2 separate regions of the Homo sapiens genome follow, and region 1 is linked to region 2. A link is a loop called in an ENCODE intact Hi-C map of the cell type or tissue named here. Cell type or tissue: transverse colon. All regions are shown on one strand. Links, peaks and the distances in the headings refer to the core of each region. The heading gives the core; the rest is flanking DNA. Region 1 has its middle 43 kb from the start of CXCR4. Region 2 has its middle 110 kb from the start of CXCR4.

What was found. A loop is a pair of places that touch in the nucleus more often than their neighbours do. Peaks named below come from ENCODE experiments on the same cell type or tissue, not always from the same donor. Only the 100,000 strongest peaks of a DNase experiment are listed, where the experiment ranks them.
Region 1: it touches region 2 in a loop (3-fold over the local background); 1 of 110 quality-filtered maps calls a loop at or near these places.

The regions. Positions count from the first base shown.
Region 1 is chr2:136,067,192-136,083,514 of GRCh38, reverse strand. No RefSeq gene overlaps it. Among named protein-coding and RNA genes, the nearest start is that of CXCR4, 43 kb to the left of the region's middle. In transverse colon, for the core only: no CTCF peak of the experiment used is centred there; no DNase peak of the experiment used is centred there.
Region 2 is chr2:136,218,144-136,234,466 of GRCh38, reverse strand. No RefSeq gene overlaps it. Among named protein-coding and RNA genes, the nearest start is that of CXCR4, 110 kb to the right of the region's middle. In transverse colon, for the core only: no CTCF peak of the experiment used is centred there; a DNase peak (open chromatin) is centred at 8,234.

The DNA.
Region 1 (16,323 bases), core at 6,607-10,606, 150 kb after region 2:
TTTTTTTTTTTTTTGAGATGGAGTCTTGCTCTTGTTGCCCAGCCTGGAGTGCAATGACACAATCTCGGCTCACTGCAACCTCCACCTCCCAGGTTCAAGCAATCCTCATGCCTCAGCCTCCCAGTAGCTGGGATTGTAGACATGTGCCACCACGCCCGGATAATTTTTGTATTTTTAGTAGAGACAGGGTTTTGTCATGTTGGCCAGGCTGGTCTTGAACTCCTGATCTCGTGATCTGCCCGCTTCGGCCTCCCAAAGTGCTAGAATTACAGGTGTGAGCCACCGCTCCCAGCAGTAGTTGTCATTCTTTTAAGGAATGATATTAAGACACACCTGTATCCTGATAGTAATCATTACATGCATTAACTTGATGGGCCTGAGTAACTCTGGCTTCTGGGTGACTCTTTCGGCCACCACCACCCCAACATCCTTACATCTGTTGGTGTTTGACACATAGCTTGTTGTGTTTTACAGTAAGAAAGCAAAATCCATTCTTTATGGTCAATTTCGTGAACGGTGATAGTCCCAGGTGGATCACTTTAATCTCTGTGTGCCTCAGTCTTTCCATCTAGGACCAATGTTTGGCATGAGACTACCTCCATTCCATTTTCCAAGGAAAAAGGAGATGATGTCCCTGTTGGGTCTAGTGAGAATGGCAGTATGGTAAGTGATTAGGAACACAGGCTTTGGATAGAGCAAATCACAGGGGTTCAACTCCCACTTCTTCTATGTATTAGCTGTGAAAACTTAAGTGAACTGCATGCACTTCTCTCAGTTCCTACATCTGTAAAGTGGAGAAAATAAGAGTCTAGGGTGTGTTGAGAATCAAATGAGATCATGTGGGCACAATGCCTACCTGGCGTATGGTAGGCATTTAAGCCGACATTCAGGAGACCAACTCTGGAAGCACCATCATGCTCTCATTCTAGTGTTGGTTTAAGGAAGCTGATGCCTCCGTGTATTTGTTTATCATCTGAAAAGTAATTGCATGGTTTACATGACACCAGGATAGCTCGATTTCCTACACCAGGAACCCTGGATTAGGAAAGTTTCTCTAATTTGCAGCATGGGGTTCCTTCCTGAGGGTGAGTGCAAGGACAGGAGGGCTTGGAGAGTTTCTCCAATAAACATTACCTGCTACTGGATGACTTATTATTTTTCCCAGACCCTTATCCACCAGCACTGCCCACTTAACCCAAGAGACTTACTGATAATGCTGAGCCCAGCGGCTGGGCCAGGAGTCATCTGTTTGGAACTTCAAATGAATGCCCCCCACCCACCAGACCCTACTTTCTCCACATAGTGCTGCAAGTCTTCCTTGCTCCTGATAAAGACTTTGAAGAACATCTTGCCTGTTAACAAATAGCTTTTGATTTTGCCTGAGTTTGATCTTTATTTTGTCCTTATTCATCAGGCCTCTCTAAATGGGTTCTTTCACACTCCTCAGATTAGCCTAAAGGAAACCCCCTGAAACAATGGGCTCGATTCTCCCTGGATGCAGGGAGTGAGCTGTCAAAAGACCACATAGGGCTTCCTGCAGGGCCATGAGAGACAACAAGGGTTGGTGATGCTCCCAGCACTAGTGAAAAGTGAACTCATCCAGCTTCAAAAGCAGTGACCTAGAGGGGAAAGCAGAGCTACAGCACACAGGCCTTGGGTCCAGTAGGACAAGCCTCACAATCCCTCCAGAGGAAGCTTGCCTCCCTCAGACACAGAGCAGCCTCTTCCTGGGAAAGGCCAGGGTCATCTTTCCTGTCCAAACACCAGAGCCCACCTCCCACTGGCAGAACAGGGAACTAGCCAGTGTGATTTCAAGGGGTGGAGCATATACTGGTGCCCAAAGCTGGTATGTTTTGGAAATTATTCTGTTGAGACTTTTTTTTCCTTTGGGAAATTGGCTGTCCTTGACCTCGTGGGACCGTGCCCACTTCTCCTACCTTGGCACCTGTTACATAGTCCAGCCCAGCTCATTAGAATCTCATCCTTGTGGACACTGTTCCAGTGAATAACACAAAATTCGCCCAGGACCAATCAGAATGCAGAGTTTTGTTGGAGAGAGAGAGAGGTTGAGAGGGATATACCTCCATCTTTCTCCTTCAAAGTTCAAGTAGCCAGAGTCTCTCTTTGCTGACACACGAAGGGAGTTAGGAGATGAAGACAGACACAGCCCTAAGGACATAATCTGAGCCCCTGAATACAGCCACACCTGAAAGGCTGGAGTTTTATCTATTCCTTTGGACTTCATAGCTATGTCTGCTTAATAAGTAATCTTTTTTTGCTTAGGCTATTTTGAATCGGTATTCTGACACTTGCAACTGAGGGGTCATAAAGCTGAAAGAATAATATCCAAGGCCAGGTGCGGTTGCTCATGTCTGTAAATCACAGCACTTTGGGAGGCCGAGGTGGGCAGATCACCTGAGGTCAGGAGTTCGAGACCAGCCTGGCTAACATGGCGAAACCCCGTCTCTACTAAAAATACAAAAATTAGCCGGGCATACTGGCACACGCCTGTAATCCCAGCTACTTGGGAGGCTGTGGCAGGAGAATCGCTTGAACCCTGAAGGTGGAGGTTGCAGTGAGCCAAGACAGCACCATTGCACTCCAGCCTGGGCAACAAGAGTGAAACTTTGCCTTAAAAAAAAAAAAATCCAAGTTTCCTTCAGAATTTGTGGAAAGAGATGGACATGATTAAGGAATATGTGCTTGACAATGGTTTTTAAGATAAATTGCAGTATAGGCACCAGGTTGGGACCCTGTTGCCATAATTTAGTCATCAGTCTTTTTCATTTTAAGCAAACTCAACTCTAAATGATTAGGTAGAAAGGGAGTTTGTTTAAAGGATATGGGAGACCCAGGTTCTACAACTTGCTCAAGTCATTTCTAACATTTAGATGACCCCACTCACAAACGTATTTTCTTGTTCTCGAAAGTATCTGAACTGCTATGATTTCAACAGATATAAAAATACATTTATTTAAAAATGTGCTATAGGCATATTCATGACATGAGTCATATTGAATAACTAATTATTAATACCAAATAAGCTACAAGAACCATATTATTTTTCTCATGTATCATAAACATCACATGATATAGGGCCAAATAAAATTGTTAAGAAGCCTGGAGAATACCCTTAAAGCCAAACTTCTAGAAATAGTGCCCACTTCCTTGCAGAACTGGTCTGATAAGATCATCACAACTACTACCACCAGGCATGTCAGCTTGCACTGCCATTTATGCATCACTTCTGAGTAACTTTTGAGCCTGGAATGCAAATTTACACCAGTCTCCACTGCTGCCAACCACGTTGTGACTTCCAAACTCAGGAGCAATGTGACGTTGGCCTCTGCCATTGTTGCTGGTATGGTATCCTTTCCTCACCAGCTCCTGAGTCTAAACCTGGCCCCAGCATGGCTGATTGGTACCATGTTATGGACTGAATTTTGTCCTCCCAAAATTCACATGTTGAAGCCTTAACCACCAATGTGAACTGTATTTGGACATAGGGCCTTTAAAGAGATAATTAAAGTTAAATAGGGCCATAAGGGTGGGGCCCTAATCCAATATGACTGGTGTCCTAAGAAGAGGAAGAGATATAAGGGGTGAGTGTGCACAGAGAAAAGGCCATGTGAAGACACAGCAGGAAGGTGGCCGTTGCAAGCCAAGCAGAGAGGCCTCAGAGAAATCAGCTCTGCTGGCACACTGATCTTGGACTTTCAGCCTCCAGAACTGTGAGAAAATAGATTCCTGTTGTATAAGCCAGCCAGTCTGTAGTATCTGGTTGTGGAATGCCCTGTAATAAACAAATACAGTGGATTGAGGCCTGTGCCTTTTCCTTAGCTGTAAGGAGCCTGGGAGGTAAGAGCACTGGTAGCGCTAAGAACAAATTCAAGAGACCTCAAAAATAATATAAAAGAGGATTTGGTAATTGATTGGGGGGTGGGGTAGTGAAGGCAGAGAGTGAGTCAAAGATCTCTCAGATTCAGAATTCAGGGGCTGGAAAATTGATAGTGACATTGTAAAAAGAGAGAGAAGTTGCACAAAGAATTAACTCTGGGAGGGGTTCCATTCTGTACATTTTGAAAATATAGTGGTATCCAAATGGATATTAGAAATGGGAGTCTGAGGCAGGACACGCAGCTGAACTCTAGTGTGTGGAGGTAAAAGCTGAAGCTGTAAGAAGGATAGCAGTTTGAGGGGCAGAGATGGAAGATCTTGAGAAAGTCCAGGGGAGGCAGTAGGAAGGGGACAGATCAGCTCGATCAGTTAGAGTCATCTAATCTTTGTTGCAGTAACAAAAAGCCCTAAAAGACATAAAGGTTTATTTCTTGTCCCGGTTCACGTGTACGAATGTTGGCTGATGCCTTCGCTGACCATAATCCCTCCGGGCTCCAGGCTGACAGAGGCTTCAACTCGAAGTGTGCTCCCGAGATTACAGTGATGATTGTCAGGGAGAAATGAGTGTGGCAAATCAGGCACAGGTTCTTGAAGCTTCCACACAGAGAAGCCACTTCCATTCACCTTTTATTGGCCAATGTAAAACATACGTCCACACTCAGCCTCCAGGGGATGAGAAGGTATAATCCAATCACACACCCACACAGGGGTAGAAATGGAGATATTTGGTAAACAGCATTAATGATAACCACAGGAGATGAGGAAGAACAGGAACCAGTAGGAGAGACAGAGTCAGATGGTTTAGACTCTACATTTCAGAGACAGGTGGTGAAACAGCTCAATGTAGGGGCTGCCCATGCAAAACAGAAACAGTATCACTCATTATTTTGTTTACTGGAGGAGAGGTCATGGATGTTTGTGTGTATGCGTGCGTGTGTCTTATGTTATTTTGTTTGTGTTTGGTTTTTATTGTACAGCATCTGGCTTCCCTTCCTATTTGGGGAGATTTCTCCCTTGGCGTAAACTTAGGGGAAGAGCCTGAGGCCAAATGTCTTCTCTTGCCACCCAAAGGAATTAAGGCACAGGCAAGTGACATGGACAGGCTCAACGTCTTTAAATCTTTATTAAGTTAATAAGGTTGCTTAAATCTTCTTGTGGTGTGAGACCATACCACAGTCCAGCAATGCAGAGGTGATGTCCAAGCCCACCCATTCCAGGTGAAAGACCAGCTTTCCAGCCTTCAGGACTACTGTGTTTGCTCTCCACACCCAAACCCACACATTGGGTTGGTTCTGCAAGCTCTGATACACTCTCAATAAATAGATTAAGATAGTTAGAGTTGGTCTCAAGTTCTTGGATCCAAGAGCACCCTCTTCAAGTCCACACCAGAGTGAGGTCAGAAGGTGTAGTCAGAATTAGGCAGCTTCTCACACTGTTAGCCAGATCCCCTGATGATGGTTTTACAGTTATCTAGACATAAGAAAATGGAAGAGAACAATTGTTAAAAATCATCATTTCTAAAACAGCAAGACATACAATGATGGGAGCGGAGATGGAAGGGAAGTGATTTAGAATCATCTGGGGGAGATTTTTGAAATTACATATCTGCCTTCCAACACTTACATTCAGTTAGGTCAGGAGTGGAAATACATATAGTAGACCTTCATGATTTCTTTGACTGTCCAATAGCTGAGTCTCCTTCCTCTGCTTGGGAATCTCCCCATTGTGTGTCTTGGTGGGAAGTAGGGCCTGCCTCCAACCACAATGCTGAAAATGTCACACACTCACCATCTTGTCCCCTAGTAGCTGCAGTACATGGACTAGGCTCAGCCAACTGGATGCTCCTATCCAGGACTTTGGATTTGAAGCAAATGACACAGAGAGGGTTCAGGATTCAGCAACATTGGTGACATTGGCAGTGCAGCAGGTGCTGTGGCTGTGGCAGTAGTAGTCTTGCTAGTTAGGTGTGAGTTGGGGGTACTGACTCCCTAGGCTATGTCAGTTCCCATTCAATCTCCAACCAGGTTTTTCAGTCTTCCTAGGGATCAGGGGAGGTCCCTAATACACTTCCAGTGAATTTCTTTTCTGCTTAAGCTAATGTGAAGTTTAATTTTATGGGTCAACTTGGCTGAACCACAGCGCCTAGATATTTGGTCAAACATGACTCTGGATGTTTCTGTGAGGGTTTTGGATGAGGTTTACATTTAAATTGGTGAACTTTGAGTAAAGCAGATTGCTTTCCATAATGTGGTGGGCCTCCTCCAGTCAGTTGAAGGCATGAAGAGAAGAGAAGTCTGGCTTCTCGCAGGCAAGAGGAAGTTTTATAGCAGAAACCTTTGGACTTGAATTGATGTGTTGCAGGGAGCCAAAGGCTCGTGGGACGTGACCAACTCGGCATTCTACTGGAGGCTATATGATCAAACAGCAAACTGTTTATCATGAATGCAGAATGTGAGCAAACTCAAGACTGCTCCTGCCAACAGAAGGTTTGCTGGAGGCAATCACTCCCTGGCACCGAGGCTATCTACTGTGATATCTAGAGCCTGTTGTTCGAGAATGCAGTCTTGCAAGCCTACTCTGGACTGAGCAGCTGACCCCTTCTTCCACCCTCCTTCTCATTATCTCTTTTGCCTAATAAATATGGAGGGCTGTGTAAAGCTCGGGGCCCTTGTCCACTAGAGGCAAGGTGCCCCCTGACCCCTTCTTCCAAATATACTCTTTTGTCTCCTGTCTTTTATTCCCGTGTTTGCTCCTCTTTGTTCAGTCCATGTAGGTCCGTGCCAGTTACAAGTGGCGACCCAGAACAGGGACTCCAACGACGCCCATCAAGTGGCGTCTGAACACAGGACTACGAGGACTTGAACGAAGGTCTGCTGGAGCAGAGGAACTGAAATTGACAAGCGAACGGGGACCCCGGGATGAGTCTGCCAGCAGCGGATAAAAGGTCAGTGCCCTAAAGAGGTACTGGGAGCAGTGCTTTAAAGAAGTGCTGGGAACAGGAAGTTTCTGAATCAGGGTAACAAGGGGAAGAATTTGTCTATTGAAGAAAAACATTATGTGCAGTTGCTTAAAGTTCTGTTGAGACAGTGTGGAGTGCAGATTAATTCACAGACACTAACAAACCTCCTGCAGAAGCCACAGAAGGTTATTATGCATAACCCATGGTTTCCACAGGCAGGCACTCTTGATGTGGAAAATTGGGATAGAGCAGGAGAAGGATTAAAACAGGCTCATCAAAAAGGTCTTAAAGTTGATTCTTCTGTTGTCTTCACTTGGAGTTTAGTTCGTACTGTACTTCTGCCATTATCTCCTTATTAATCTGCGGGACAGCCGGGTGAATCTAAAAATTGGAAAGAATCTGCTGTCCCATCCACAGCTCCAATTAAAAATAAAAAACAGGAGATGGAGGATAAAAATTGGCCTATACCACCTCCTCCAGTTGCAGAAACATCAGTGCCACTTCCTTTGGTGGCAGAAATAGAGACCCCAATACAAAGAAATTTATGCTCTGCTGCCATAGCTGGAGAGCCCTTAGGACCTTGCGCTTTTCCTATTTCTGTAAGGCCTGATCCAAACAATCCACAGCAGGTTATTCATGAACACACTCCACTAGAGTTTAAGTTGTTAAAGGAATTAAAAACGAGTGTGGTAAATGATGGCATACAGAACCCATTCACCTTAGGATTGCTAGAATCTGTGTTTGGTGCTATGCGTCTTTTACCCTTTGATGTGAAACACTTGGCACGAACTTGCTTGTCCGCTAGTGCATATCCGACATGGAATTTAAATTGGCAAGAAATGTGTGCAGGCCTGGCTAAACAGAACCGTGTTGCTGGACACGCAGACACTACAGAGGATATGCTGTTAGGTAATGGCCCTTATTCAGACCTGGAACATCAAATGGCACTCCCAGACGCTGTTTATCAGCAGTGTGCACAGGCCGCTAAACGCACCTGGGTCACAATTCCTGAAGAGGGAGTTCCAGTACAATCCATTTTACATATCATACGAGGGTTGCAGGAACCCTATAAGCAATTTCTTGCAGGATTACAAGAGGCAGTGAAGCGTCAGATTCCTCATACCACGGCTGCAGAAATGCTAACCTTAACTCTAGCTTTTGAGAATGCAAATGCGGACTGTAAATGTGCACTGGCACCTGTGAGGTGTACAAAAAACTTAGGAAATTTTCTCAGAGCTCGTCAGGATGTGGGAAATGAGCTTCATCGCTCTGCAATGTTAGTGTAAGGAATGGCTAATTTAGCAGTTGACAAATCTAAAAGGAGCCAAGGGTCAAATCCTAAAATGGGAAAATGTTATGATTGTGGAAAAACTGGACATTTTAAAAAGGAATGCCACCAGATCTCAGGACAGAAAGGACCTTACAATGCGGTGCCCCCCCCAGCAGAAAAAAACGCCAGGACTTTGTCCCCACTATAACAAAGGAAATCACTGAGCTAATCAGTGCCACTCAAAATTCATCAGAATGGCACCCCCGTGCCAGGAAATGAGACGGGGGCCTGGACCCGGGCCCCACAGACAATGAAGGCATTCCCAGTCCAGACCTCAACCCCGTTTTGGGGATGGGTTCCTGGAGGCACATTGATTCCCTCACCCCAGGAACACCAGGAAGTGCAGGATTAGATCTACCCGCCAGAGAAAGAATCACGTTAGTTGGTGGAGACAAACCTATCAAATTTCCCACTGGCATTTGGGGACCTTTACAAGCAGGATATATGGGACTAATTTTAGGCAAAAGCCGCCTTAACTTGCAAGGCACTACTGTAGTCCCAGGAGTGAATGACTCCAATTATGAAGGATAAATTCAAATAGTTTTAATGTCACAAGATCTTTGGGTTTTTGAACCGGGAGAATATATTGCTTAATTATTGCTTATTCCCTGCAAATTACACCCTTCTCCATGAAAGGAGAAATTAGGAAATAAAGGGCTTGGGAGCACAACTACAAGGGAAATCTATCTATCCCAACCCATAGCCTCTAATACACCAACTTGTGTAGTACAAATTAAAGGAAAGAAATTTTATGGGCTTATGGATACAGGAGCTGATGTATCAGTAATATCTAAAGATAATTGGCCCCCATCCTGGCCCTTGCAATTAGCTTCTACATCCCTAGTGGGAGTAGGAACAGCTCAAAGTGTTCAACAGAGCACTGAGATTTTATCTTGTCTTGGTCCGGATGGACAGTCATGTATTTTTCAGCCTTATGTTGCAAGTATAGCCATCAACTTATGGGGTTGAGACTTACCTCCAGCATGGGATATGAGACTTAACAAATGAAAACTTTGACAACCTAGGGTTGAAAATGTTGAAGAACATGGGATATCAGAAGGGAAAAGGTTTAGGAAAATTTCTTCAGAGAAATCCTAACTCAATATCAGTAACTGGAAAAACAGATAGAAAAGGGCTAGGACGTCAGGATTTCTGATGGGGGTCATTGATATTTCTCCTCCACCCACTGCCTTACTATTAGAATGGTTTAGTGACAAACCTGTGCAGGTGGATCAATGGCCTCTAACACAGGAGAAGTTAGATACCTCTGGTGCTTCAACTCAATGCTCAGAGCTAACTGCTGGCATTCAGGTTTTACAGCTCACAGCTTCAGATCCTATCAACATTGTCTGTGATTCAGCTTATGTTGTAAATGTAGCCAGTTGCATAGAAACTGCTGCAGTTAAAAGTACACTAGACCCAGAACTGCTTAATTTGTTTCACTTATTCTCATATGCTGCATGCTACATGCCAAAGTGGTGAGACAGCTGGTCACGTAGGGTGACATTGTCTGTCATTATTTGCTTATATGGGAATACCTAAACAATTAAAAACTGACAGGGGACCCACTTATACTAGTCATGCTTTTCAACATTTCTTACAACTTTGGGCTATAACCCATAAAACAGGAATTCCTTGTAATCCTAGAGGACGAGGCATTGTAGAACGGGCACATCAAACATTACAATGCATGTTGAAAAAACAAAAAGGGGGTATAGGAGGCCAACTACCACCTCAATGAAAACTACATTTAGCCTTATTTACTTTAAATTTTTGGACTCCTGGTACGGATGGTAAGACTCCAGCAGAAAGACATTGGCAAGTGTTAGAGGAAAAGAGGAAAGTTAATCCAAAAGTGTTGTGGAAATCCCCACAAGAAGGACAATGGAAAGGTCCAGTGGATTTACTGACACGGGGAAGAGGATATGCTTGTGTTTTTACAGGAGATGGATAAACCGTGTGGGTGCCCTCAAGGTGCATGCCAGCATGGAACGGGAGACTGGAGGAACCCAGGGTGGCCAACCATGGGCTTGGTCCCTCTGGTATGAGCCATGAGTCAGCTGAGCTTGAGTGCAAAGACAGAGAGAAGGCCGACCAAAGACACAACACAGTTCCAATGTTACATTTGTAAAGAATATCACCACTCAATTTACAGTTTGTGTTTTTAATCCTCATGTCTTTCTAGCAGCTAAGAAGGACCAGCTCCAGGTAAACAATACCCAATTGATCTGTAAGTCTTGCCAGTTCTATCACTGCATTAATCTTAGCACATTGCAAACACATAACATCTCTCCTTTGATGATTTTAGGTCGCATCCCTATTCATCCGTCTGAGCCTTGGGCTGCTACACCTGCTTTGCCTTTTGCAAAACTTCTTCTAACTGAGCTTACTCATTGTGTCCATAGAGCCTTAGGCATGATAATTTTTGCTATTGTTTCCTTGATCACACTAATAACTTCTGTTGTGATATCTTCTGCAGCTTTGCATAGTTCTGTTCAAACAGCTCAGTACATGGAGAACTGGACATGCACAGCCGACCAAGCATGGCTACTTCAGAGTAAAATTAACACTGAGTTACAAACTGAAGTGGCAATGTTAAAATCCACAGTTCTATGGTTAGGGGAACAAGTACAAAGCTTGCAATTGCAGCAGCAATTGCATTGTCATTTTAATCACACTCATATTTGTGTAACCAACTTGGAATATAACCAAAGTGAGTATCTGTGGGACCTTGTGAAAGCCCATTTGCAGGGAACTTTCACATCCAACATCACCTTTGATATTGGTGAATTACAAAACAAAATTCTTTATTTAAATAACCCAACTCAAGAGTTTCAGCCTTCTTTAGAAGACTGCACCAAATTCCAGCAAGGCCTGGAGAGCCTCAACCCTTGGACCTATCTAAGGCACCACATTTACATCTTTTGTATGGTTCTTGGAATAATGTTGTTTTGTCTCTGTCTTCTGTTTATAGTCGGTAAAAGAGGATGGACTGCCAATTGGAGAATGAGAGCTGCCCAGCCTGGCCTTACATTCTTTCAATTAATTCATTAACAGGAAGGGAGATATGCAGGGAGCCAAAGGCCCATGGGACGTGACCAACTTGGCATTCTACTGGAGGCTATATGATCAAACAGCAAACTGTTTATCATGAATGCAGGATGTGAGCAAACTCACAACTGCTCCTGCCAACAGAAGCCAACAGAAGTTTTGCTGGAGGCAATCACTCCCTGGCACCGAGGCTATCTACTGTGATATCTAGAGCCTGTTGTTTGAGGAATACAATCTTGCAAGCCTACTCTGGATTGAGCAGCTGACCCCTTCTTCCATTCTCCTTCTCACTATCTCTTTTGCCTAATAAATACGGAGGGCTGTGTAAAGCTCGGGGCCCTTGTCCACTAGAGGCAAGGTGCCCCCTGACCCCTCTTCCAAATATACTCTTTTGTCTCTTATCTTTTATTCCCATGTTTGCCCCTCTTTGTTCAGTCCATCTAGGTCTGTGCAGGTTACAATGCATTAGCTCTTTCCTGGTTCTTCAGCTTGATGGCTGTTGGACTTGAACCTCCACATTGACTCTTCCCTGGGTCTCCAGCCTACAGGCCCACTCTGCAGATTTTGATCTTGTCAGCCTCCATAATCCTATGAGCCAATTCCTTCAAATAAATATCTTTCTACATGTAGATATATCCCACTGGTTCTGTTTTTCTAGAGAATCCTGACTAATATGGCTAACCAGAGTAGCTTCTGTTATTTGCAGCCAAGAACACTGACCTGTGTTTTTTTTTAATTCCTTAGGGAATGCTAGTATATTTCCCACTTTAAGAAATACTTTTCTAAATACTTCCCTGCTTTATTCCTTTATGTGTTCCTCAGTAAAAGTGTCCTTGGGGAACCCAGGACAGTGGACCCACTGATATAATTTGCCTACCTTGGAAAATGTACAGATGCACCTGTTGTTCTCCCAACCTCTGGGTTATACTTGATAATGATACCTTCTGTTTCTACCGTGCTTTCTTTCTCATTGTGGTAAAACAAACAAACAAAAAATATTTAACATAAAATTTATCATCTTAACCTTTTTTAGGTGGGCGTAAAGTTCAGCAGCGTCAAGTATATTCACATTGTTGTGAAACAAATCTCTAGAACTTTTTTGTCTTCTGAAACCCTATACTCATTAAAACAATAACTCTCCTTTCCCCTCCTCCAGTCCCCAGTAACCACCTTTCTACTTTCTGTTTCTGAGTTTGACTACTCTAGGTACCTCATATAAGTGGAATCATATGGTAGTTGCCTTTTTGTTCCTGGCTTATTTCACTTAGAATAATGTCCTTAAGGTTCACGCAAGTTGTAGCATGCGACAGGGTCTCCTTCCTCTTCAAGACTGAATAATATTCCATTGTATGTGTATATCACATTTTGTTTATCCATTCATTTGTGGATGGTAACTTGGGTTGCTCCCACCTCTTGGCTATTGTGAATAATGCTGCTATGAATGTTGGTATGCAAATATCTCTTTGAGACTCTGATTTTGATTATTTTGGATATAAATCCAGAAGCCGGATTGCTGGATTGCTGATGGTTCCTCATAGGATTGCTGGGTCCTGTGAGGAACCATCATACTGTCTGCATAGGAATTGCACCACTTATCCATGATGCATTTAGCTCCTCAAAGCAATCTTACAGTTTTAGTTTTGTCCTCACAACCTTACGAGGTAAGTAGAGCACACATTATTATCCCCATCTTGCGGATGAAGTAGTTGAGGCATAAAGGTGTCAAACAGCTTGCATAACATAACAGCTATTTTTTTTTTTGAGATGGAGTCTTCTTCTGTTGCCCAGGATGGAGTACAGTGGCACAATCTTGGCTCACCGCAACCTCTGCCTCCTGGGTTCAAGTGATTCTCTTGCTGCAGCCTCCTAAATAGCAGGGATTACAAGCACGTGCCACCATGCCCGGCTAATTTTTGTATTTTTAGTAGAGATGGGGTTTCACCATGTTGGTCAGGCTAGTCTCAAACTCCTGACCTCGTGATCTGCCCACCTCAGCCTCCCAAAGTGCTGAGATTACAGGCATGAGCCACCGCACCCAGCCATATAACAGCTATCTTATGGCAAATTGTCTTTGTAGTTCAGTGCACTTTCAATTCAATTCACCAGGGACACTCAATCAGAGATATGGGGTAAGTATGAGACCCTTCATAGGTGCTGAATCTAAGGAAAAAATTTTTCAATCTGCACTCCCACCTTTGTCCTAAATAAATTGAAAATAATTTATTTTAATGAGAGCTATTACTGACAGGCACGTATTGTGCACATGACTGGTATAGAAATGAGGAGACAAAATACAGAGCCACTGTTCCAGACAGCACTGTCTCCCCAGTGACTCCGCTTTGTTTATGTATATGCTTATTGATTTTTCACCCAAATGCGCTCAAAAAAGTATGTATGTGAGGACTGAAATAAACCTAATGATTCTCAGCAAGGCATCAGGAAGTGTGGGGTGATTTTTTTGGTTGTCACAGTGGCCACCTCCAGTTTTCTGGCAATTAGTGAGCAGGGCCAGGGATGTTGAAAGTCCAGCAGTACAGGATAGCCCCGCATAAAGAAGAATGGCCCATTCGAAAATGCAGTAGTGCCCACGTGGAGAAAAGCAGGCTCAGGACAAGAACAGAGGTGATGTCAAGGGGGAGATTTAGGGGGCTTTAGGCTAACAGTTCTCCAAGCCTCTACAAATAATTGTACAGTCTAAGTGACAATAGTGTGCTTGCCATATAAACATAGTTCAAGCCAAGACCCCCAGCTGGTGTTACTCCAACAGATCTCCACCCCTAAGCCCTCCTAGACATAAATTCTGAAGTCACCACGAGGATGCCCAGAGCTCAGTACCCCAGAAGTTCTGGAACATTATTTTGACTGCCAAGTTCAAACAATGTTTTCCTTTAAATAACGACAAAAATAAAGTTTTTTTTTTAAGGGGTAATTGATAACAAAAACCACTTAAACCCACTGGCTGTTCCAGTGAAAACATGAAATTCCCAGTTTTAAGTCATCTTTTAGATTACAAAAATCCTATCTCCTCCCAGCCTTCCCCTTGGTAAAGATACTTTTACAGAGAGGAGGCCTCTCTCCTGACAATGTGTGTTTTGCTAGTAACAAAAGGTAATAGAGCCTTTTTCTGAAATATTTGTTCCTGGGCCTGGAGCTGGTATTTGCCCCTACTACCTCTGTGTTCACCTTGCATAAACCAAAAGTGAATCTGCACAGTGCCTCTAACCTGAACATTCGTGGCACTGTGCATCCTCTAATCTTGAACAGATCTAACTCAGAAGAGGAAAGAAAGAAAGAGGGGCAAGGTGCTTTCATGCTCATCAGCATTTGCAATTTCCTCTCTGTCCGCTTCTCCTCCCTCAAATCATGGCACAATGAACTAATTCTTTGTGATTGATCGTGGCCTGTAGATAACTGAGTGTACTTTCTGGCTTTCATATTCCCTTGTCTGTCTCGCAGAGCAATCTAAAATGCTGCTTAGAAGAAGAAAAAAAAAGCTGGCATAAACCTGAAAACCTTAAATGCCCATGTAGAGTGTGTTCTAAAGCTCAATTTCAAGTAACTTCTTCCCCCTTGTGTTTCATAAGAGGGGGAAAATAATCTGACTTCTTCAGTTACTCTTTCAGAATCACAGTGAGAAAAGAATGTGAATGGTTTGGAAATGAGCATGCTGCCCATCCCTGTCACACCCTGGAAGCCATGAACATTTTCACTGCACGTACACGGATGATCAATTTCTAAGCACATCTTTGTTTTTCTTAAATAGCTGCATTATTCGTCTGATGTTGAAAATGGCATCTGCACTGTATGTAATTTCCATACTCGCTTGGCACCATCAACTGCCTTTGATGACACTCAGGACTGCATCTTTTTTGTCTCCTCCTTCCCTCCAGCTGCAAGACCCAGATGTCAGGTTCAGGGATGCATTTTCTCTGGCAGGGATATCTGGCTCCTCTCGGCAGTCCCTAAGTTGGTGGCTATTGTGGAACCGCCAGCAAAATAGCAGAAGATCACGCTAAAGATGGGATTCAGATGGCTTTTTGAAAACGAAAAACAGAGTCCGAATCTGGGAAGAAAAACATATTTCTTATGTCTCTAATTATAAGCCAGGAAAGTGGCAGGCCGTGCCTGAGAAAATTGCACCACCCCCCGGCCCCCCTGCCACCATTTATCTGCTGCTCATCCATTTTCCCCTCTTGACAGTTTTTTATCTCCCCACTCTGCATCTGAAATCAGCAGCTGGGTATGATGAAGGGTTTGCCTAAGTTAATCAAACCTGGGGTAGTGACAGGATCAGGCCTGATGTAAAATATGTGGACAGGGAAAAGAAAAAAGAAAGGAAGGAAGGATAGAAGGAAGGGAGGGAGGAAGGAAGCCAGCCTAAAGGAATTGGCCAGGTGTAACAAAGATAAAGAACAGAAGACTACCCAGTACCTCTATGCCCGAGGAGGCAATTTGTAGCAGCATTCAGGTCACCTGGGCATTGATACATCACAATTAGCTTTCCTTTTTGAAGCAGCCTTTGTAAATATGAATGGAGATCAAGCGCCAACCTGCCCACATCCCGGCCTGGCTTACGCTGAGTCTAGCTTCAAAGGCATCTTGAATAAGTCGTAAGCTCAAAGAACCATGCCCCAAAGCACTACATACCAGTGGGGGCTGTGTCAGACCAGGAGGCGAAGAGAATCTCAAGCCATAAGGGGCCCTTGTGGTGTCTAATTATTTTTTTTTCCTTTCCCAGCCACTGTGCTGGGCCGAGCAGTCGTGCAGGGCAGAGTTTGGAAGCTTCCCACGATCAACTCCGTCTCCTGAGTGCCCACCCAGCCGCCCCACACTTACTGCCTCTAAAATCCCAACAGTTCAAAGGAGTTCGCTGAAACTCAGTCAGTGAGAGCCTGTCTCCCAGGCCAAAATCCAGGTTATCCAGTGCTTTTAGAAGTATGAAGTGTTGCATCTTAATGGAATTTAGTGCCCATGAATTCACCCATCCACGGTATGCACCGTTTTGTATGCCGCCCTGACATTTCACTGCATGGCCCTTGTGAATCTAGATTATATCTCTGTCTTAGTCTGTTTGGGCTGCTGTAAC
Region 2 (16,323 bases), core at 6,094-10,093:
AACCAGTTCCCAGCTGTGACACCCACGTGGCCGCCCCTCACAACAGTGTGTCTGGGGCTTGTGGGAAAGCCCTAGGAATAGCCAGCTGTTCTTGCACATTGGAAGCTAAGGCAAGGATGCTACATTGGCCTTGGGGTGGAAACATGTACAGCATGCTTCTCAGATCCTCTCCGATCCTGAGTGTTCGAAAAAAATACCACTTACTGTTTTTGTTTTTATCATTCTCTAAGTAATACTATTTATGATTAAAAATAAAATAAAATAATGGGCCAAGTGCAGTGGCTCACACCTGTAATCCCAGCACTTTGGGAGGCCAAGGCGGGTGGATCACCTGAGGTCAGGAGTTCAGGACCAGCCTGGCCAACATGGTGACACCTCATCTCTACAAAAATACAAAAATTAGCTGGGCATGATAGTGGGTGCCTGTAATCCCAGCTACTCGGGAGGCTGAGGCGGGAGAATTGCTCGAACCTGGGAGGCAGGGGTTGCAGTGAGCCAAGATTGTGCCACTGCACTCTAGCCTCAGTGACAAGAGTGAGACTCTGTCTCAAATAATAATAATAATAATAATAACGGAAAATATGAAAAAGTATGAAGAATACATTTTTATTGTCATCTATTATCTCATCTTTTTGGTGTATTTCCTTCAGTTTGTTTTTTTATATCTGCCTGGCACTGTGCTAAACCATGGAGATTTTTTAAATGTGAAGACCCATCCCAGCCCTCAAGCCTCTTGCAGCCTAGGAGTGAAGCTTACAAGACAACAGTAAAAGATCATACAATATGAAGACTGAGGCAAGTACAATGGACTAGGCCATGGAGTATGGAACACACAGAGGGAGAAGTAAAGACAAAGACTGAGAATTCTGAAAGGGCTTGGCATTTGGTTTTCAACAGCACAGTTACTGAGATCCTGCTATGTGCCAGAATGGTGAGGAACTGATGAGATCCAGAGACAGGAACTGACTTGTTCAAGGTCACTCAGCTAGTTAGGACCTTGACAGTTATTTTTGCAATACTTACTGATCATCTATTCTGAAACCACAAGATCCTAAAGAAGATTTCATTTAAATGAATACACACAGCAAAAAAGTGGGTATATACACTTTTATTTATATAAAATATATATACTTATATATATTTATTTTTATTTTACACACTCACATACACAAAGATACCCTTTATCAGGCTCCATGTTGATGCATACAAAATGCACTTACTTTATTGAAAAGATTGAAACTACATGAATTTGGGGAACATCCTGGAAAATCTGGGACACATGGTTTGGTCACCATAATTATACTATGTGCTTTTTCTCAATCCAATAGGGATTTCTTAAAATAGCCTTGCATTCCAACAGGATATAAAACCCTGTTGAAGATGCCCCAATCTGGAATCAAAGAGTCAGACTGGCTAGAAACAGATCTGGTTCATTTCACCCTCCAACTAAAATAGGATGCAAAACTAAACAGTGTCGTTAGAGAGACAGAACTTCATTTCCCCCAAACAGTCCTTTTAACCTAGAAAGCAAGAGGCCCTGGGCCATTGGCAAGCAGAACAATTTCTTGCTATTTTGCATTTCCTTCCTCAGAACTATCTTTAATAGTTTGAGCCATGGAGGAGAAAGAGAACAAACTAAAATTAATTTTTAATTGAATAAAACAACAAAATAAAGCACAGGCAGAAGCTCCCTAAGCCCCAGAATTCTACGTGCTGTGAGTCCAGGGCTCAGTTCATACAGACAAAAGGAATGAGGAGATTCGAGCTCTGTTCTGCCTGATTAATCCAACATTGTTCAGCAAAGGTCTGTCCCAATGGTTAGAACAATGACTAGATGATAATCCAAAGCCCTCCGTGAGCAGTTAAAAATGAATTTGTCTGAAACGTTCTCAGTGTCTACTGAGCAACATCAAAGGAGCTCAGGGCACAGCCGACTTTATGGAGTAACAGGTTTAAAAACGAACATTTTTCAGCTTGCTAACTCTAAAAGCCCAATTTGTGTTCTCAGAATCCAGGAGAATAAATCACCCAAGCAAAGAAATAATAATACTGAAGACATATGATGCAATTCCAAAAAACCCATTGTATGCCAATTATTAAACCAGAATGCTGATCACATCCTTATCAAAGCTGTATGTCACCTTGTAGATCACAGGAAAACATGATCTACAAAATAGAATAAAAATCACACTGTGAACTTCATGAAAAACGACTAAAGGAACTCTCTTAGTTCAGCAAAAAAGTTCAGGCTGATCGCCATTTTTTGATGACCTTCTTGCATGGATAAACTCAAAAGCATTTTCTTTCTCCCTTTCTCTTAGCAAGAATAATTTTGTTAAGAAACCATTTACAACATCCTGATGAGCTGCACCTAGAAGATGACGTTCTGGCAACAGGAATTCCCAACACAGCAGAAGCTCCTTCCAAGCTCTGAGGCTGAGGAAGTGGGGAGTTTGGCTGGTTTTCAGCATCCATCCAACTCACCGATCCTCCCGTTTTGCTTCATTGTGTGTGCTGCTATCTTCCACACATCACTGGATCCAAACTTTCTTCTCCCCAGAGCCCTTTCATTTCATTCGCCTTTTCTATTACTCTCTGGGTCTGTTTACTTTCCTTCCCAAACTTTGTTAATTTCAGCAAATACATATATTAAGCACCTACTCTTGCAAGACACTACATCACTTTATTTCTCTTTGTAACACTCCAACATACCCATTTTCCTTCCTCAGAAACGCTATCTTCTAGATTCTTTAAAAATTCTGTGTGGATAGGAGGGGGATGATAAGTTCTTGTGAAATATTTCAGACTTACAAAAAAACTACAGAGTAATATAACAAAACATCTATGTACCTACAGCCCACGTTAAAGGATAAAACATTAATACAATTGGCATCTCTTGTGTACCCCCTCCCTGGTCACGTCTCCTCTCCATCTGCCCAAATATAACCACTAAAGTGAATTTGGTTTTTATTATTCCCATGCATTTTAAAACATTTGTACTCAGTATGTCTATATCCAGTCACAATTGGATACACAATATATAGTATGGTTTCACGTTTTCTTAAACTTGACATGCATGGTTTTTCTTTATACACACATTTTCTTTCTTCTGTTTGCTCTTTTGCTCAGCATTGTGCAGTTGAAAAGCCATCCATGTTAATACATGTAGCTCTTGTTTATTCCACTCTCATTACTGTCTATTATTCCATTAAGCAAGTTCACCCCCGTACATTTATCCAGTCTCTGCTTGATGGACATTTGAGTTAATTCCAATGTTTTTGTTATTACAAGCAGTGCCACTGTGAAAATTCTTGCATGAGGCTTCCTGCACACATTCCCAATATCCTCTTTAGCTTCACCTACATATTGAATACCAGAGGAGTTGCTATTCCTTAAGTTGTCAATGAAACTCCTTCTGACCCAGCTATATTTCCCCCCGCCTGAACTCTGGCCCTTTTCCATCTCATCCAAGCTACTTTGATCAGTGAGGCTGAAAAATTCCAATAGATACCACCCCCAGGCTCCCTGGTCTTCAGCTCTGACTCTCGTCAACATGCCATGGAGCCAGGGAAGTTGCATTCCCATTCTGTGAACGTCAGTGCAGAATCAAGTCATGGAGCCAGGGAAGTCGCATTCCCATTCTGCAAACCTCGGTGCAGAATCAACTCGTTGCTATTGGGTTTTATATGACACTTCTGACTCACTGTTTGTTCCCTGACACAAAGCAGGTGATGCTATCCTGAGAAATTAATTTGGATTTCCTTTACACTTTAAATTGTAAAACAAGAATGAGCATCTCAGCCTGGGTGGTCTGTTTCCTAGCTTATTTTTCCTAATCCCTTTCCCCGCAGTTGGCTGAAAGCACCATTATCCGCTCCTAGCAAGGTCTAGGATGTCATGTCCCAGATTTGCTCAGTTCATTTGGATTGCTTTATTTCCTTTACCATCTCTCTTGTCTGTGCTTCCAGATGTTATTAAATAATCTTCTAGATATGCCTTTAGGATTTGCTGCAAAGACACTTGAGATAAAGTATCTGTCAGAACCAACCTGGTAAGAATAAATGGGAAATATTTGGTATGAGAGTTGGGACCTTCCCTCCAGCAGTGATTATTCCAAGACAGGACAGTTTCCGACTGAAGACAGAGTCTCTTCCACAGTATCCTTTATCAAGACATTAAAATCTTCCTCCTAGTGCCTAGAAGTCAAATCTCCTTTTTATCATTTGCTTGAATACTGTTTTCTTAATGACTTTACAAGAAGGATACATGTGAAGAGTCTGAATAAAACGATGATAGAAATAAGGATATTTGAGAAATCAGAATATTGAGAAGGAATACTTGACTAATAGCGAAGTGCAATAAACTGTTAATAGCCATAATCATTGGCAATCCAGGCACAAAAGAGAACTGTTTTTTTTTAATGGAATGATTTTTTTTTAATTTCAATAGGTTTTGGGGGAACAAGTTGTATTTAGTTACACGGATAAGTTCCTTAGTGGTGATTTCTGAGATTTTGGTGAACCCATCACCTGAGCAGTGTACACTGTACCCAGTGTGTAGTCTTTTATCTCTCACCCCCTCCCACCATTTCCCTGAGTCCCCAAAGTCCATTGTATCATTCTTATGCCTTTGCATCCTCATAGCTCCCATTTATGAGTGAGAACATAAGATGTTTGGTTTTCCATTCCTGAGTTACTTCACTTAGAATAATGGTCTCCAATTCTGTGTGGGTTGTTGCAAATGCCATTATTTCATTCCTTTTTATGGCTGAGTAGTACTCCATGGTATATATATACCACAATTTCTTTAACCACTCGTTGATTGATGGGCATTTGGCTGGTTTCATATTTTTGCAATTGTAAATTGTGCTGCTATAAACATGTATGTGCAAGTATCTTTTTCATATGATGACTTCTTTTTCTCTGGATAGGCACCCAATAGTGGGATTGCTGGATCAAATGGTAGTTCTCCTTTTAGTTCTTTAAGGAATCTCCACACTGTTTGCATAGTGGTTGTGCTAGTTTACATTCTGATCAGCAGTGTAAAAGTGTTCTCTTTTCACCACATCTATACCAACATCTATTATTTTTTTGCTTTTTTGATTATGGCCATTCTTGCAGGAGTAAGGTGGTACGGAATTTTGGTTTTGATTTGCATTTCCCTGATCATTAGTAATGATGAGCATTTTTTCATGTTTGTTGGACATTTGTGTATCTTCTTTTGAGAATTGTCTATTCATGTCATTAGCCCACTTTTTGATGGGATTGTTTGGTTTTCTTCTTGCTGATTTGTTTGAGTTCCTTGTAGATTCTGGATATTAGTCTTTTGTCAGATGTCTAGGTTGTGAAGATTTATCCCACTCCATGGTTGCCTGTTTACTCTGCTGATTATTTCTTTTGCTGTGCAGAAGCTTTTTAGTTTAATTAAGTCCCATCTATTTATCTTTGTTTTTGTTGCATTTGCTTTTGAGTTTTTGGTCACGAAGTCCTTACCTACACCAATGAAAAGACAAGATTCTTTACCAAAAAATGGTATCAACCAAGACAACAAAAGGAACTACTAATAACAAAGAATACATGAAGAACACAACTGAAATATACATCCCCAGTGGACTTATATATTATAAAACTGGTGTTGGGAAGGAAGACAATACCTTCTAAAATTGCCACTTGGAAATCTAAATTGAGAATTTGTCACCAAAAGCATGTAGGGCAAGTCTTCCCCATTGAGTACATATTCCTTGATTTACACATGCACACACACACATACACATATGCTCACAAAGCATGAATGCACATATGCATGCACACAGTGTATGCCTGAAACTTGCAAGTACTTTAAATGTTTACAAGTGAAATAGTATGGAAACATTTCAGAGGTGCTTTGTCTTTGCCACTAGACCAATTATGCAATTATATTCTATTTAGTGAGCCTTCATTATAGTCTCACATTGTGCCAGTTACTTTTATGAGGATTTAATACACACCCAAACTGAGGCAAATTGCTTCATATGTATTATTTCATTTGCTCCTCACGCCTCCTCCTTTTTTTCATGAGGAAACTGTAGTTTCAACCAGTAAATAATCTACGGAAGTTTCCTCAGTGAATGAAGAGCAGAACTATGAACCCAAGGTTGTCTGTTGGACTCCAAAATCTAAGGACTCAAGCACTACCCTAACCTGGGTCCACACAAAAGACAACCATGATACTTAAAATCTTTTAGTCCTCGCAGTACCTTGAATATAGTAGGTGTGACGGATGAGTGGATGGAGGGATGGATGGATGGATAAATGGAAGGATGGATGGATGGACAAATGGACAGATTGGGGAGATGAAGAGTGTTTTTTCTCTCCATAATAATGGATGTATATAAACAAACATCCTTCTGGATATGGAGAGCCTCTATTACTATCTATAGTAGGTAGGTAGGTAGGTAAGTAGGTAGGTAGGTAGAAAATCAAAACACTTGATTTATCTGTTTCATGAATTTAATTTTCCCTTAGAGTTTCCTTTAACCTTTGCATCTCAATATACAGCACAGATGGAAGTATTTAGAAATGAGGTTTCCTAAATTGTGCCTTTATGCCCTGAGCTCATTTGAGGAACACATGAAAATAGCAAGTCTAGGGCCTAATCCCTACATGGATCTGGTGGTTTCACCAGCTCTTGCCATACCAAACCTTTCTGTGCAGCCAGCTGCCTCCCCTGAACAGGAGAGGCCTGGCCACAGCAACCTCCAGGAAAAAAAAGGTTGGGGGGATGTCTGCACACCCACATCTGCTATATAGCAACCCCCATGCCCCAAGCAGAGCCACAAAATCCTCTCCATATAAGGAGATCAGAATTTCTCAGGATGGCCAAACCTTGAGCATGAAATTAGGAAACCCAAGTAAGGAAGAAAAAACCTGCACATGAGCTGCATGAAGCACTGGCACCAGGGCTGACACCAGAGCCAGGGCAGTCCATGTCTGACCAGCCACAGGCCCTGCACAAGTGGGGCACTCCTACATAAACACTGATGGGACACTCTAGGAAGGTTTTTGCACACATTGTTTAATGAATCTTCATCTTGCTGACGTTCATATTGTGTTGATCCCATTCTGCAGATGAGGTAAGGTTTCCAAGAGGTCAGATGATTTACAGGACAGAGCCAAGAGTCAAGCCCGAGTCTGTCTGATTTCGAAGCTAGGATGCTTCCAAACACACTGAACTCCTAATGGTCCCTTCCTGTTCCTGACCCATCCATCTGTCACCCAGCTGCACAGTACAGCTCCCCAGGTGCACAGTAATGTGAGACTTAGTTAAATAACAGTAGTAAAGACCCATATAAAATGTTTACAGCTATATTAAGTTTTCCTCATTGCAGAGTGACTGGGTGCTTCCTGCATCTGATGAGCATTTGGCTTTAAGATGTAACCAAGACTGCTCAAAGTACACAAACACAGCCCACAGGAGAGTGGACACTGTGTCAAAGGTGGGGAAATGACCAGTGTGATCCATTTTGTGTGCAAGCTACGACGATGCTAGAGACTTTGGTCCAGTGGGTCTCCCTGAGATGAAAATAAGACCCTAGTGCAAAACAGTAAGCATGTTGATGCATGTTCCTGGGAACACAGCTTTCACCTATTTCCCAAAGAGGAGCTAGGACCCCCCAGAAGATGGGAAGCATCATCTCAGGGATTCCTTTTAATGACCAATTTTTTAGGTGTCATCCCAGGGCAGCTGTGGAAAAGGCTCAGTGTCAGCACCTGTTTGGCATTCAAAGCCAAACACAGGCTATATTCCAAACCTTCTGTGCTTTGTCTTCCAGGACAGGAAATGCAGATTAACATCCTAAACAGACCCCTCTCCAAGTTAAATTCAGGATTCTCCTGAATCCCTGTCCAATCTGCCTGCAGTACTTCACCATGAGCTACAGTGCTTGCAGAGCTGTACTGTGTTCATTACCAGGCACACACTTCACAGCTGATATCAAATTTCCACAGACAACAACTGTGAAAGCAGGCAGCTAACTGGCCCTTAGCTGTTAGCCAAAGAGCATAGATTCTCAAGAAAGAGAAGTCAAGGATGAAGCCACGGCAAGATTGACATTTGGAATCTAAATTTGACACTGCTGGAAAGGTCCAAAGCCCTCAAGCCCTTGTGCTCTGGAAGGCATTGTTTCACTAAAAAGGGGAAGGATGTCCCCAACAGGTCAAGCAAATGTTTTCGGGACACTGTGGGGTTCCCAGCCACAAACCGCGTGTCAAAACAGAGACCTCGAAGGTGTAGGCATCAGACAGAATTGACGTGAGGCCAAGGGAACAGGAAACAATAAGATAATAACCCTCACTGAAGCCTAGAAACCAAGACCAAACAAACGCACACCCAGGGTCCCTGGGATGTCACATCACAGGCCTCCTGCCAGGGAGTGCTGAGGGGGCACAGAGCTGCCCTCCCTTGCCATCTCTCTGAAGCCCCCACCTTGAATTCTATGCAAAAGCTGTGCTCCCCTACAGCTAGTCTGGAAGGGAAAGAACTTTCTTTAAACTACAGCTGAGGAAGTCAAGACTTCAAGAAGCAGTTTGAATAGCAGGGAGCTGGATAGAGAGCAGGCACAAGATCCAAAGTTTCCTCCACAAAGAATCAGTCAGGTCTGCAGTCTCACTTTTATATCTAATAGGAAATCTAAGGAGCAGAGGACATGGCCCCAGCAAAACATTATAATAAGAAAACCCATGATATACAATGTATGACTTCTTACCATAAACATGCATTACTTTTCTATTTCTTTAAAAGCCACTAAAAATATAAAAAATAAAAATTCAATGAAGTAGATATCATGGGTATTATTGTCACCACATTCTATGAGTAACTCCTGTACCCAAGATCACATAGTTAACTAGTGGAGAACTAGAACTCAGGCCTTCTAACGTTTAACTATTTCTTCAGTTCACCTCACCAGAGGCATCTAAAATAGCTGCCTGGTTCCAACTTTTTATAGGCGGTTTCGTAGCAGTAAAGGTGACTTTACAGGCCAAAGGAATGGTGACTCCCTTCAGATGTCAGCAAGGTGGGAGAAAGAGCCTGGATGACTGTCTTATTCAGCTGAGGCTTCCTGTATACTTTGCACACACAGATGACAGCCTCCCATGCCCTGGGCACTCCTCAAGGTTCTGGGAATGCAAAGGTGTTAAGAAATGGACCCCAGGCCAGGCGCAATGGCTCACGTCTATAATCCCAGCATTTTGGGAAGCCAAGGCGGGCGGATCACAAGGTCAGGACTTCGAGACCAGCCTGGCCAATGTGGTGAAACCCCATCGCTACTAAAAATACAAAAATTAGCCAGGAATGGTGGCACACACCTGTAGTCCCAGCTACTCGGGAGGCTGAGGCAGAAGAATCACTTGAACCCGGAAGGTGGAGGTTGCAGTGAGCTGAGATTAAGTCACTGCACTCCAGCCTGGGCAACAGGCGAGACTCCATCTCAAAAAAAAAAAAAAGAAAGAAAGAAAGAAATGGACCCCAGCTGCCTGAGTTCTCACAGAGCATGGTGGGGGGGCAGAGAAGTAAAGAGAATTCACAACACGGCATGAGAGTACTGAGATGGTAGTGGGTGCAGGATGCCACAGCAGCATTTACCGATGTTTATTGGGTCCCACATTAGGCCAGGCCCTGGGGATTCAGGGACAAATAGGAGGAGGTCCTTATCTTTGAGGATCCCTCTAGCCAGGGGAAGTAAATTAACTCAGCCTAATGGGATCAGCCAATAAGTGCTTTAGTGGACATTTGAATAGAACTCAGAGGATGGAGGAGAGGATTCTGAGCTGCAGGACACCTGGCACTCACTGTGCAACTAGCAAAGGCCCACATTCAGTGCTGCCCAAATGCACTGCCGTCTCTTCTGCCGCTGTGGTCCTCCACCCTTCCCTCTGATTGTTAGAATAACTGAGAAAGTTCAGGGGTTCGCTTCACTTCAAAGCGATTTTCCTCATTGTAGTTGTTCTTGCTGTTCTTGTGAAGCAATCCTTCAGCTCCCTGTTTGCCTTCTCCTTATCATTGTTTTCTCTGCCAGACCTGGTGGGGTCTTCAGAGAGAAATCCATTCGGGAATAACCCTCCTCCCAGAAAAGTCCATCAAAGGCAGCTCCTGTGGGTAAAAGGCTCCACAAGCGGAGGGCAGCTGTAGGAACCACACCAGATGCTCTCGTGGGTCAATAGGTCAAGCCCAACAAAAACTCGAGCTCATATTTCTGAACCTGAGGGCCTCAATAAACTTTAGAGGGCATTTTGAGTATTAAGGTGATACTTGTAAAAATAACTAGAAGTGTGGCATTTCTACTACGGTGTGAAAGCAAAGTAAAATTGGAAATGGCTGACGAATGGCTGTCATGGAGTCAAGCAAGAGAACTGAAAAACATGCTGGGAAAAGAAAACACTTGAAGAGTATTCTAAATTGATCCTCCAACACAAGGAGGCAGTTCAAGTGTAGAGGTTGGATATAAATCGAAAGGGAGCCTCAGTCCTCTGGAAGGAAGAAGGAAGCCTGAGAGTATTTGCAGGTCTCTCCATGGAGCAATAACACAGAAGCTAACAGTGAACGTTTTCTTTTTTTTTTTTGAGACAGAGTCTCGCTCTGTCACCCAGACTGGAGTGCAGTGGCACTATCTCGGCTCACTGCAACCTCTACCTCCTGGGTTCAAGTGATTCTCCTGCCTCAGCCTCCCGAGTACCTGGGACTACAGGTGTGTGCCACCACACCCAGCTAATTTTTGTATTTTAGTAGAGACGGGGATTCACCATGTTGGCCAGGCTGGTCTCAAACTCCTGACTTCAGGTGATCTGCCCGCCTTGGCCTCTCAAAGTGCTGGGATTACAGGCGTTAGCCACCGCACCCGGCCAGTGAATATTTTCAACAGCTTGCTTTCTTCTGCTAAGCACGGCGCCTTGCTAAATAAAGGTGGATCCTAGTAAGCATTGCTTAAATGAATATTGTAGTGTGATTATTTTCACTAGAATTATGTTTGCATTGCAAATGTTGGTGCATCTATTGATGTGGCCTATAGGCCTTCACATTATTTTTATAAAGGCAAATGAACTAAGGGGATGGCCCCACGTGTCTCAAGGCCTCAACCAACTACTCTTCTTCCTTTCTGTCCCTCTCTCAGCAGCAGGAAATTTGATCACTGAGCCTATAGCAAAGGCAACCAATCAATAGCTCAGAGTGGAAAAAGCCCATCTGGGAAAACTCATATAACTGACCCAGCAGAAGGGCGGTAATCAGAGTACGCCTCATGCCGTGTCCCTACTGGCCAAAAATACACAAATTTGGGAATACGTATAAGCAAAAAAACCTGGTAGATTACTATAGAAGAATTAAGATAAGGATCAGGAAAGGGAACAGTTTGATGGAAATCAAGAACCTTTGATTACTCATCTCCTGCAAGGACAATCTGAGAGAAAACACAGTGACATCATTAACCATCAATCATTTATTTTTGGTTCCAGGCCACTTCAATAAAGCAAATGATGCTAAAGCAAGCCATATGAATTTTTTGTTTCCTTGTGCATATAAAAGTTATGTTTACACTATACTGTAGTCTGTTAGGTATTCGATAGCATTATATCTAAAAATGGTACATATCTTAATTTAAAAATACTTCACTGCTAAAAAAATTCTGACAATCATCTGGGCTTTCAGCAAGTCACAATCCTTTTGCTGGTGGAAGGTCTTGCCTCAGTGTTTCTGGCTGCCGACTAATCAGGGCGGTGGTTGCTAAAGGTTGGGAGGGCTGTGGTGATTTCTTAAAATAAAACAACGGTAAAGTTTGCCACATTAATGGACTCTTTCTTTCATGAAAGTTTTCCTTGTAGCATGCATTCCTGTTTGATAGCATTTTACTACAATAGAACTTCTTTCAAAATTGGAGTCAATCCTCTCAAACCCTTCCACTGCCTTATCAGCTAAGTTTATATAATATTTTAAATTTTTTGTTGTCAGATCAACAGTATTCACAGCATATTCAGCAGGAATAGATTCCATCTCAAGAAACCACTTTCCATGCTCAACCATAAGAAGCAACTCCTCGTCTGTTCAAGTTTTATCATGAGATTGCAGGAATGCAGTCACATCTTCTGGCTCCACTTGTCATTCTAGTTCTCTTGCTATTTCCACCTAACCTGTGGCTACTTCCTCCACTAAAGTCTTGAGCCCTTCAAAGTCAACCATGAGAGTTGCAATCAATTTCTTTCAAATTCTTGTTCATGTTGATATTTTGACCTCCTCCCATGAATCATAAATGTGTTTAGTAGCATCTAGAATGTTGAATCCTTTCCAGAAAGAATTTTACTTAGACCATATCCATCAGAAGAATCACTATCTATGGCAGCTCTAGCCTTACAAATGTGTTTCTTAAATAATAAGACTTGAACATCAGAGTTATGCCTTGAACCCTGAGTTGCAGAATGGATGTGGTGTTAGCAGGAATGAAAACAACATTAGCCTCCTTGTACATCTCCATTAGAGCTCTTGGGTGACCAGGTGTATTGTCGATGAATATTTTGAAAGGAATATTTTTTTCTGAGCAGTCAGTCTCAACAGTGGGTTTAAAATATTTAGTAAACCCTGCTGTAAACAGGTGTGTTGTCATCCAAGCTTTGTTTTTCCATTTATAGAGTACAAGCAGAGTAGATTTAGCATAATTCTCAAAAAACCTCAGGATTTTGAAATTATAAATAAGCATTGGCTTAAATTTAAAGTCACCAGCTATATTAGCCCCTAACAAGATAGTCAACCTGTCCTTTGAAGCTTTGAAGCCAGGCATCGACTTCTTTCTAGCTTAGAAAGTCCTACATGTCATCTTCTCCCAATACAAACAAGGCTGTTTCATCTACATTGAAATTCTATTGTTTAGCTAGCCACCTTCATCATTTGTCTTAGTTAGGTCTTCTAGATAACTTTCTGCAGCTTCTCCATCAACACTGCTGCTTCACCTTGCATTTTCATGTCATAGAAATGGTTTCTTTCCATAAACATCAATGGACAAACCTCTGCTATCTTCAAACTTTTTTTTTCTGTAGCTTCCTCACCTCTCTCAGCTTTGATAAAATTGGAGAGAGTTAGGGCCTTCTTTTGGATTAAGCTTTGGCTTAAGGGAATGTTGTGGCTGGTTTGACCTTCTATCCAGACCACCCAAACTTTCTTCACATCAGCAATGGGGCCGTTTCGCTTTCATATCATTCATGTGTTCACTGGAGTAGCACTGTTAATTTCCTTCAAGAACTTCTCCTTTGCATTCACAACTTCTCTAATTGTTTAGTGCAAAAGCCTAACTTTCAGCCTATTTCGGCTTTCTGCATGCCTTCCTCCCTAATATTAATTATTTATAACTTTTGATTTAAAGTGAGCATCAAGTGACTTTGCCTTTCTTTCACTTGAATACCTAAAGGATATTGTAGAATTATTAATTGGCCTAATTTCAATATTGTTGTTTTTCAGGTAATAGGAAGGTCCAAGTAGAGGGAGAGAGATGAAGGAATGGCTGGTTGGTGGAGCAGTCAGAACACATACATTTACTGATTAAGTTCGTCAGCTTATGCAGGCACAGTTCAAGACAATTCCAATGGTAACATCAAAGATCACTGACCACAGATCATCATAACAGATATAATAATAATGAAACAGTTTGAAATACTGTGAAGATTACCAAACTGTGACACAGAGACTGCAGTGAGCACTTGTTGCTGGGAAAATCACACCAACAGACTTGTTTGATGCAGGACTGCACAGGCCTTCAATTTGTAAAAAACGCAATTGCTTCAAAGGGCAATAAAGCAAAGTGCCATAAAACAAGGTATGCCTGTAATTCACCTCTCTTTCTCCTCTTTCCTGGCCCCATCCTCCCCAAAAATATCACAACTGACTTTTTAAATCCTCTCAGCAAACTCTCCCAGCATCAACCTCACCTCTTTTTTTATGCCTTCAGGGATGTAGCCAAAGCTAAGGAATATGTCCTGTTCTGTGGAGAGCAGATGATCAATAGGTGGTTCCCAGCTAATGGAGTGACTGGAGCAAGGGTGAGCCCCCCCGTTCTCCAGCAGCTGTCAGAATTCACTACCAAAGTGCTGAACTGAAGACAGCCCAAGATAGCACAAAGAGTAATTTGGACAGTGGAGTGACCATTGTTCTCAGAAAGAGGACAAAGCTGGGGAAAATGGAACACATTAAAAAACATTTAGAAACACAGACAATTCAACTCTCTTTCGGGGGAAGCATGGGGAGAGACAGGAGGTATTTTACTAGGTCCTCTGATCTGGAGGAGCAGAGCTGTCCATATGTGTATATGTGCATTTTTCTAGAGTGAGTGCAGAGCTGTCATCAGACTCTCAAAATTCTCCCAGAACCTTCCTTCCCTCTCTATCCCAAAGAACCATTAAGAGACTGCCCAGGAAACTGGGTCAAATGTAAAACATCGCACAATGAAAGAATTCCAAAGTCGGACACCCAGGAAGTCTGCCGTCTGCCTTCAAACACAAGTGTGTGGGGATCTTTGGCTCTGTGGCTTCATTGAGCTCATGTATTGGCTCCCATTGAATGTCTTGTACTCTTTCTTGGCCAAACCTTTGTAGGTACAGTTTGAAAAATGCACTCCGATTTTCAAAGACCCCAGCCAAGGATCTCCCTCAACTAAAACCCTCTCTTCCCACCCCACATAAACACCTCAATCCCCTGAAGAAGGAGGCTTAACAGCTTCCAAGTTTGTGACTGGTTATTACTCCAATGGACAATTCACTGAGAACTGAAAAGTTTGAACTTTCAAAATTTGAATAATTTCAGTTGTGGCTATTCAAATAATAAAATGTTAATGTTTTTTTCTCACCACTTATTCACTGACTCATTGAGCACGAGTTTATTGATCCAGGCCCTGGGGATGTTCCATGAGTGACGTCATTCCTCTCCTCAGGAAGCTCATTGTCCAGGACTCAGTCTACCTTCAGTTACCCACAGTGACAATTTTCAAGCTTGCTACAGGATCTAAACTAAGAATCCACCAGATGACTGTCTATGACAGTTGTCCTACTCTTTGAAAGTGACTTTAAAACTTACTGGCCAATTCTATCGCGAGGATTCCGATGAGGACCACCCGGGGCTGCCGAGAGGCTTAAGTGAGAAGAGATAGGTGAACGGTCTTTGTAAGCTCCAAAGCACTTTATAAATGTAGTGTATTGTGACAATGACCTCCTTCTACCCAGTTCTTACAACTTACAGGTTTTTCTTTTTTTCTTTTTTTTTTCTTTTGGTGGTGTTATGGAAGAAAAGAAAATATCAGTAAGGCTATAAAGATAGACTTTGAAATTTTAAGGGCATTGCAAAACCTGGACTACTCCTTTTGCCACTGCCAGCACCACCAAGAAAAGGAAATATTTTCACACGGGGAGGAGGATACAGAATGAGAGGACAATTTAAAGCAGATAGCCCAGGAATATAGATATGGGTGGGCAGAGGTGCTGAAAGCCTGGAACATGAACAAACACTCCCCTAAATTTTAAAAGAAGAAGAAAATAGATGCTGCAAACAGACCTCAAAACAAACATTAACCTTGGGCAAGAATTGAGAACTGATTATAATAACAGCTGCTAATATATGAAGGCTTGTCATGTGCCAGATACCATGCTAAGCATTTTTCATGTATTAATTCACTTCCATTTGGTAAGAACTCAATGATAAGAAATTAGTTAATACACGTATAATTAGAACAGTGCCTGGCACATAGTAAGTACTCAACACTCTTGCAGGATTATCAACTCCATTTTATAAGTGTGGAAACTGAAGACAAAGAGACGAGTCAGTGTGTTTATATTCACACAATGAATTTCAGTGACAGACCCAAGCTGGCTGATCTTAAAATCTGGAGGAAAAACATCTTCAAGGACCTTTCTACATTTAAATTTTTATCATTCTTTGAATGACTAATTCAATTCAACACATAGAACCTACTTTAAGTAAAAGAGTCCAAGTTCCAGGAGAACTTGGAATTTTTAAGTACCCGCTTTGGGTAAAAGATTCCAAGTTCTAGGAGATAAGGGAACTGGGTTGTATCACTGCTATATCCACAGTCGATTAATTGCAGGCATTTGGAAGGATAAGAATTAAGTCATGATACTGCAGATGCTCACAAGCCAGTGGAAAGGTACCTGCTTAAAAACCTAATATCTGTCTGGTTGATATATGACTACAATAGAAGGATGTGCTGGGGGGATGAGAAACTGCAGATCAGGGAGAAACCTCTTGAGCTGCGTGTCCTTCGCTGTGAGTCAATGTTAGAAAGCTTTGAAGCATAACCAG